Linked DNA regions of Homo sapiens: region 1 is linked to region 2. A link is a loop called in an ENCODE intact Hi-C map of the cell type or tissue named here. Cell type or tissue: heart right ventricle. All regions are shown on one strand. Links, peaks and the distances in the headings refer to the core of each region. The heading gives the core; the rest is flanking DNA. Region 1 has its middle 60 kb from the start of MTPN. Region 2 overlaps LOC105375523 (a long non-coding RNA gene).

Region 1 (2,918 bases), core at 109-2,608, 310 kb after region 2:
TTGATCTGGGTTTGGTCATATGGCCAGCCTTGAAGCAATCTCTTTAGCCAGGATACTTTGATGCTATGATGGGCCTATGTCACATTCTCACCCTTGGAGTCAGAAAAATGAGGTCAGCTCCACCTGATATACATGGACTAAGGAGAGTAGTTCTCCAAAATGAAGTTGGGGTATGCGATAGTTCATTTTATTGTCATTTTTACTGGCAACAACTCAGGTACTCAAATATGTGGCCCAACAGTATTCTAGACGTTTCTGTGAGGTATTTTTTAAATGAGGTTGACATTTACATCAGTAGACTTTGAATAAAGTAGATTATCCTCCATAATGTGGGTGAACCTCATCCAATCAGTCAAAGGCCTAAGGAGAAAAAAACTGATCTCCCCCAAGAAAGAGGGAATTATGCCAGCAGACTGCCTTCAGGCTTAAGCAGCAGTATCAACTTGTTCCTGGTTCTTCAGCCCGCTGGCCTGCCCGGCAGATTTTGGACTTTCTGGCCCTCCACAATCACATGAGTCAATTCCTTAAGATGAAGAGATATATATATATATATATATATATATATACACATATATATATATACATATATATATATGCATACATCCTCTCTGCTTCTATTACTAGATAGAAAATTGATAGACAAAGAAAATCTACTCAGTGATTGATAGTTTTACTTTAAAATCTACCTACTAAAACAATCAGTTCTATATTAAGTGGTAAAATAGGACACACGTGTCCATAAACTCTCAGTCACAAAAGCCCATGCAAGGGTAAAGGCATGATTCATCCAAAGTGATAGATATAGTTTGGATGTTTGTGCTTTCCAAATCTCATGTGGAAATGTAATTTCCAGGCCAGGCACAGTGGCTCAGGCCTATAATCCCAGCACTTTGGGAGGCCAAGGAGGGCAGATTATTTGAGGTCAGGAGTTTGAGACCAGCCTGGCCAACATGGTGAAACCCTGTCTCCACTAAAAATACAAAAATGAGCCAGGAGTGGTGGCGGGTGCCTGTAATTCCAGCTACTCCGGAGGCTGAGGCAGGAGAATCGCTTGAACCGGGGAGGCGGAGGTTGCAGTGAGCTGAGATTGAGCCACTGCACTCTAGCCTGGGCAACAACTCTGTCTCAAAAAAAAAAAAAAAAAAAGCAGACATGACATGTAATCTCCAATGTTGGAGCTGGGGCCTGGTGGGAGGTGGTTGGGTCATGGGGGCAGATGCTGCCTGAATTGCTTGGTGCTATCCTTGTGATAGTGAGTGACTTCTTTTGCTGAGTTCACATGAGATCTGGCTGTTTAAGAGTGTAGACAGTGAAAGCCCGTCTCTACTAAAAATACAAAAAATTAGCCGGGCGTGGTGGCAGACACCTGTAGTCCCAGCTACTCGGGAGGCTGAGGCAGGAGAACGGCATGAACCCGGCAGGCAGAGCTTGCAGTGAGCCGAGATCGCGCCACTGCACTCCAGCCTGGGTGACAGTGAGACTCCGTCTCAAAAAAAAAAAAAAAGAGTGTAGAACCTCTCCCCTCTCATGCATGCACTCCCACTCTCACCATGTTACACTGCCTGCTCCCACTTTGCCTCCCACCATGATTGGAAGCTTCCTGAGGCCTCACCATGAGCAGATGCTGGGGCCATGTTTCCCGTACTGCCTGCAGAACTATGAGTTAATTAAACCTCTTTTCTTTATAAATTGCCCAGCCTCAGGTGTTTCTTTACAGCAATGTAAGAACAGACTAACATAGTGATTAAATAAGTACTTATCTTTGAAATGCAGTTTTCTATTTTATTTCAGACATAGAAGATAAAGGCAGTCTAGAGGCTTCACCAAGCCAGGAAGAACAGACGTGGACTAAAAAGTGACTCATGGATGACAAAAGACCTGTAAATAGCAAAAGCAGCTGATGGCACCACAGAAGCTGATACAGCTGACAGGATTCCCAGCCAGGGCTGAGGGCTCAAGTAACCTCTAAGTATACTGAACTTGCCCTCAGGATTCTCAGAGTTAGCGAGGAATGCTTGTAAGAGATTTTAGGAAACTTTCAACTATTTATTCTTCGGGTTTGTTGTTGTTGTTTGCTTGAAAACAGGATCCTTTTACTAAACTACAGCCAGCATATCTTAGCAAGTGAGAAAATTGATATCAACATTTGGGTAGCATGGGAATTGATTTTTCTTAGGTCTTTGGATAGGGCACACACTACTTTAAGTGAAACTATCTTAAAAATGAATCCAGGTCATTTCAATCTATGACACAAAGGTTATACCATGAAGCTTACTATAAAGCTTTTTCTAAAGGGCAGCTGGGAAGATAACCAACATTCTCCACCTACCGTAAATAACTAGCAATAATAATTTTTAATATTTCATACAGACTGCCTTTCACTGAGGCACAACAACTCTTTTTTAAATAAAAGCAACAATTTCAGGAATTTTAAGTTACTGGCCTTCTAGTCACATCACCTTGCAGTCCAGTCCGTACCAAGAAAAGTTGACATGCTGGTACCATGCCAACACCACCTAAACAGAGCTAACTTCTCATAAAACCTCCCTGAGGAGGCAGAGAGTAAACAGTTTAGATTTCAAACTACTCGAGTGAAACATGCTGCTTACAAAGAAAATATAAATAGGGAACAGAGATGATGACAAAGCAAGTCATAAAAACTAGTGCAACAAACCTAACTTGAAAGTAATTTTCCTTTACTGATATTGTTTGACTATATCCCCACCCAAATCTCATCTTGAATTCCCACGTGTTGTAGAAGGGACCCGGTAGGAGGTAATTGAATCATAGGGACAGGTCTTTATTGTGCTGTTTTTGTGATGGTGATTAAGTCTCACGAGATCTGATGGTTTTAAAGAATGGGAGTCTTCCTGCTCAAGCTCTCTTCTCTTGTCTGCTACCATGTGAGACATGCCCTT
Region 2 (2,918 bases), core at 267-2,766:
GGTCAGGAGTTCGAGACCAACCTGGCCAACATGGTGAAACCCCATCTCCATTAAAAATACAAAAATTGTCCAGGCATGGTGACATGTGCCTGTAATCCCAGCTACTCTGGAGGCTGAGGCAGTAGTATTGCTTGAACCTGGGAGGCGGAGGTTGCAGTGAGCCGAGATCACACCATTGCACTTTGCACTTCAGCCTAGGTGACAGAGTGAGACTCCGTCTCAAAAGAAAAGAAGTGGGCCAACCAGATGATGGCTGCTGGGGCCACCAAATCATAAGGAGAGCTAACATGTCACTGGACGGCATCAGAAACACAGTGCCAAATCTTCAGGGCTCCACATATATCTTTTAATAACTGGCAAAATGTAAATTGCTTCTACTTCTTTCAAAGTCAAGAGCTTTAAATAAATGTGTAAAGAAAACACCCATCACACTTGCCACTGAGGCCACTCCTTCCTGGTGAGTATTTCAACAATGATGTGCCATGCTATAATCCCAACAGAGTCACTCTCAGAATTAGCTAGAATTCAGAGGCCAGGTAGGAGACAGCACAGGGCTGCCTACAGACATAAAGCACTGCTTTAATTTTACAAATGTGTATGGCACCAGGTGACTCCCAAGAAGTTATTAGGAGCAAAACAATTGCACATAATAAATGCCTAACATAAACAAAATGATAGCTAAAAGTTATCATTACATAAAATATATATAATTCCTTGTTTTGAAGTTTCAAAAGGTTCATAACTTTTATTAGTGGAAATTTAGTTTTGACTTTCTACAGTAAATTCAGTTGAATTTAGTTCAACTATGTACTGAACAAATATTTAAAGAACAAAAGCTTGAAAAAGAACCACCTGGATGCCTGTATCTTAATGGAGTCCTAGGTCTCATTCATAGGCCAGCAAGTCTTTTTGCATATTCAGCCTCTTGCAGAAACTCCAATCCTCCTCAGATTTCTCCAAGATGTTTCTGGAAATCATAAGAGCAGTCTCTGGTGTGCTCTCTGACTCAGCCCTCTTGCTTGACACATGGTATAGGCCATTTTATTCCTCCCCTATCTCTGCTGTCTACGGATCCAGTTTCCTGTCTCTGCCAAGACCAAAAGCAGGAAATCTACTGCTGGCGCCCTCCAAAAGCACGACCCTCCATACCTGCCAAGCACTGCTGAGAATGCCAGTACCTGCCAAGGTCCGCATCAGGCTGCCAGTGGCCCATGTCAAGAAGACTGACATTTACGCAGAGGGCAACTGTGCCCGATGTTCTGAGCCCTGTTATCTATGCTAATTTCCTTGCCTCTTGCCCTAACAAAAGCTGCTGGCACTGTCTTGTGTTGTTGTGCGATGTTCTGGCATAAATGCTGCTGATGACATTCTCAGTGGCCCAACCCTTTTAGTATTTCCTTGGTCATCCATTGTTCCTCTGTTCCTGCTAATTGTGACATGAGTCCACCACAGGTCTGGCCAGAAGATGCTGAAGTAGTGGATACCATGTATTCCAGAGTCACTCCCTATCATCATTGAACCTGGCTGTGCCCTTTCATTTACCCATAGGTGGACGTTTGCCCAACTAATGTAAACAGGAGCTCAAATCCTGCTCCAGCCTAAGAATGGGGACTGGAGTGCCAGAGCTGAAGGCAGAGATACCATTCAAGGTCCCCTGGCATGGAATCTGTTTTCTCCCTGCAGCGAGGACGTGACTGTGCAGATGCTGAACCAGTGAGGCCAGATTATGGTAAACTCTCCTTTAAAAGAATGTGGGCAGATTGTTAGTGTACATTTTTCTGGAATAGAAATATAGGCCTGACTACTGAAGGGAAGGTGTAGAAGAAAGTGGCTTCTTTTTGGACTCTGTTGTATTCATCCTGTACTGAACATGCCATAGGCAGCAGTATTCCTTTTAGAAGACCATGGACAAAGAAATGCCACACACAAATCTACTGCCTCTCCTCCTGCTGCTGTCAGTATCATCAGCAAAATAAATCAGGAACAGACAGCATGCTGGTGTGTGACCTCTTCCTTCCAATCTGATCCACAGTAGCTACGCTAAGAGGAGACAGCAGCTTCCCAAGTAAAGGCAGAATTGGGAACCAAGAGGACAGTCAAAAGCATCAGTTCCAAGAATATAAGCACAGGCTAACCCAAGTCTAAAGCAACAGCTTTGTAGCTTGCCAGTGTGATAAGCCCTCCACAGCCCCTCTGAGCTTGGTGGCTCAGCCACAGAACCTCTCAGATGGGAGACTGTCCTTCAAACAGCCTGGCAGAAATGCTGCTCACTTGTTTTTGAAGAGAATGAATCCATGCACATAAACATCCATGCACATTTCCCCACCCTTGCAAATGGGGCCATTTAACTAATTCTGCCCAGTGGACAATGATAGAAAAGACTTGTGTTCCACCTGAGCCACTTATTTAAGAAGAGATGACCGGCTCTCCAGCTCTCTTCACCTCTGCCATGGTGACTGCAAGGGGTAGAAAATGAGACACTCTTGCTTCCTTGTGTCTGGGTGAAGAGTGGCTGTGTGATGCCCAACCCCCACCAACCACAACTGGTGAAGTGAGTAAAACATAATCCTTTGTTGTGTTGAGTTGTTATGATTTGGGGATTTATTTTTTACAGCTTCCTACCTGATATGGTTTGGCTGTGTCCCCACTCAAATCTCACCTTGAATTGTAATAATCCCCACATGTCAAGGGTGGGGCCAGGTGGAGATAACTGAATCACAGGGGCAGTTTTCCCCATACTGTTCTCATGATAGTGAATAAGTCTCATGAGATCTGATGGTTTTATAAATGGGAGTTCCTCTGCACAAGCTCTCTTGCCTGCCCCCATGTAAGACATGACTTTGCTCCTCATTCACCTTCCACCATGATGGTGAGGCCTTTCCAGCCATGTGGAACTGTGAGTCAATTAAATCTCTTTC

The links. Hi-C counts contacts between places; a loop is a spot of excess contacts. Peaks named below come from ENCODE experiments on the same cell type or tissue, not always from the same donor. Only the 100,000 strongest peaks of a DNase experiment are listed, where the experiment ranks them.
Region 1: it touches region 2 in a loop (8-fold over the local background); 5 of 110 quality-filtered maps call a loop at or near these places.

The regions. Positions count from the first base shown.
Region 1 is chr7:136,036,169-136,039,086 of GRCh38, reverse strand. It overlaps a transcript of LOC105375523 not described here. Among named protein-coding and RNA genes, the nearest start is that of MTPN, 60 kb to the right of the region's middle. In heart right ventricle, for the core only: no CTCF peak of the experiment used is centred there; no DNase peak of the experiment used is centred there; H3K27ac peaks cover 1,642 bases.
Region 2 is chr7:136,347,065-136,349,982 of GRCh38, reverse strand. The region is part of intron 4 of LOC105375523 (a long non-coding RNA gene); the gene reads right to left. Among named protein-coding and RNA genes, the nearest start is that of MTPN, 370 kb to the right of the region's middle. In heart right ventricle, for the core only: no CTCF peak of the experiment used is centred there; a DNase peak (open chromatin) is centred at 1,302; H3K27ac peaks cover 1,288 bases.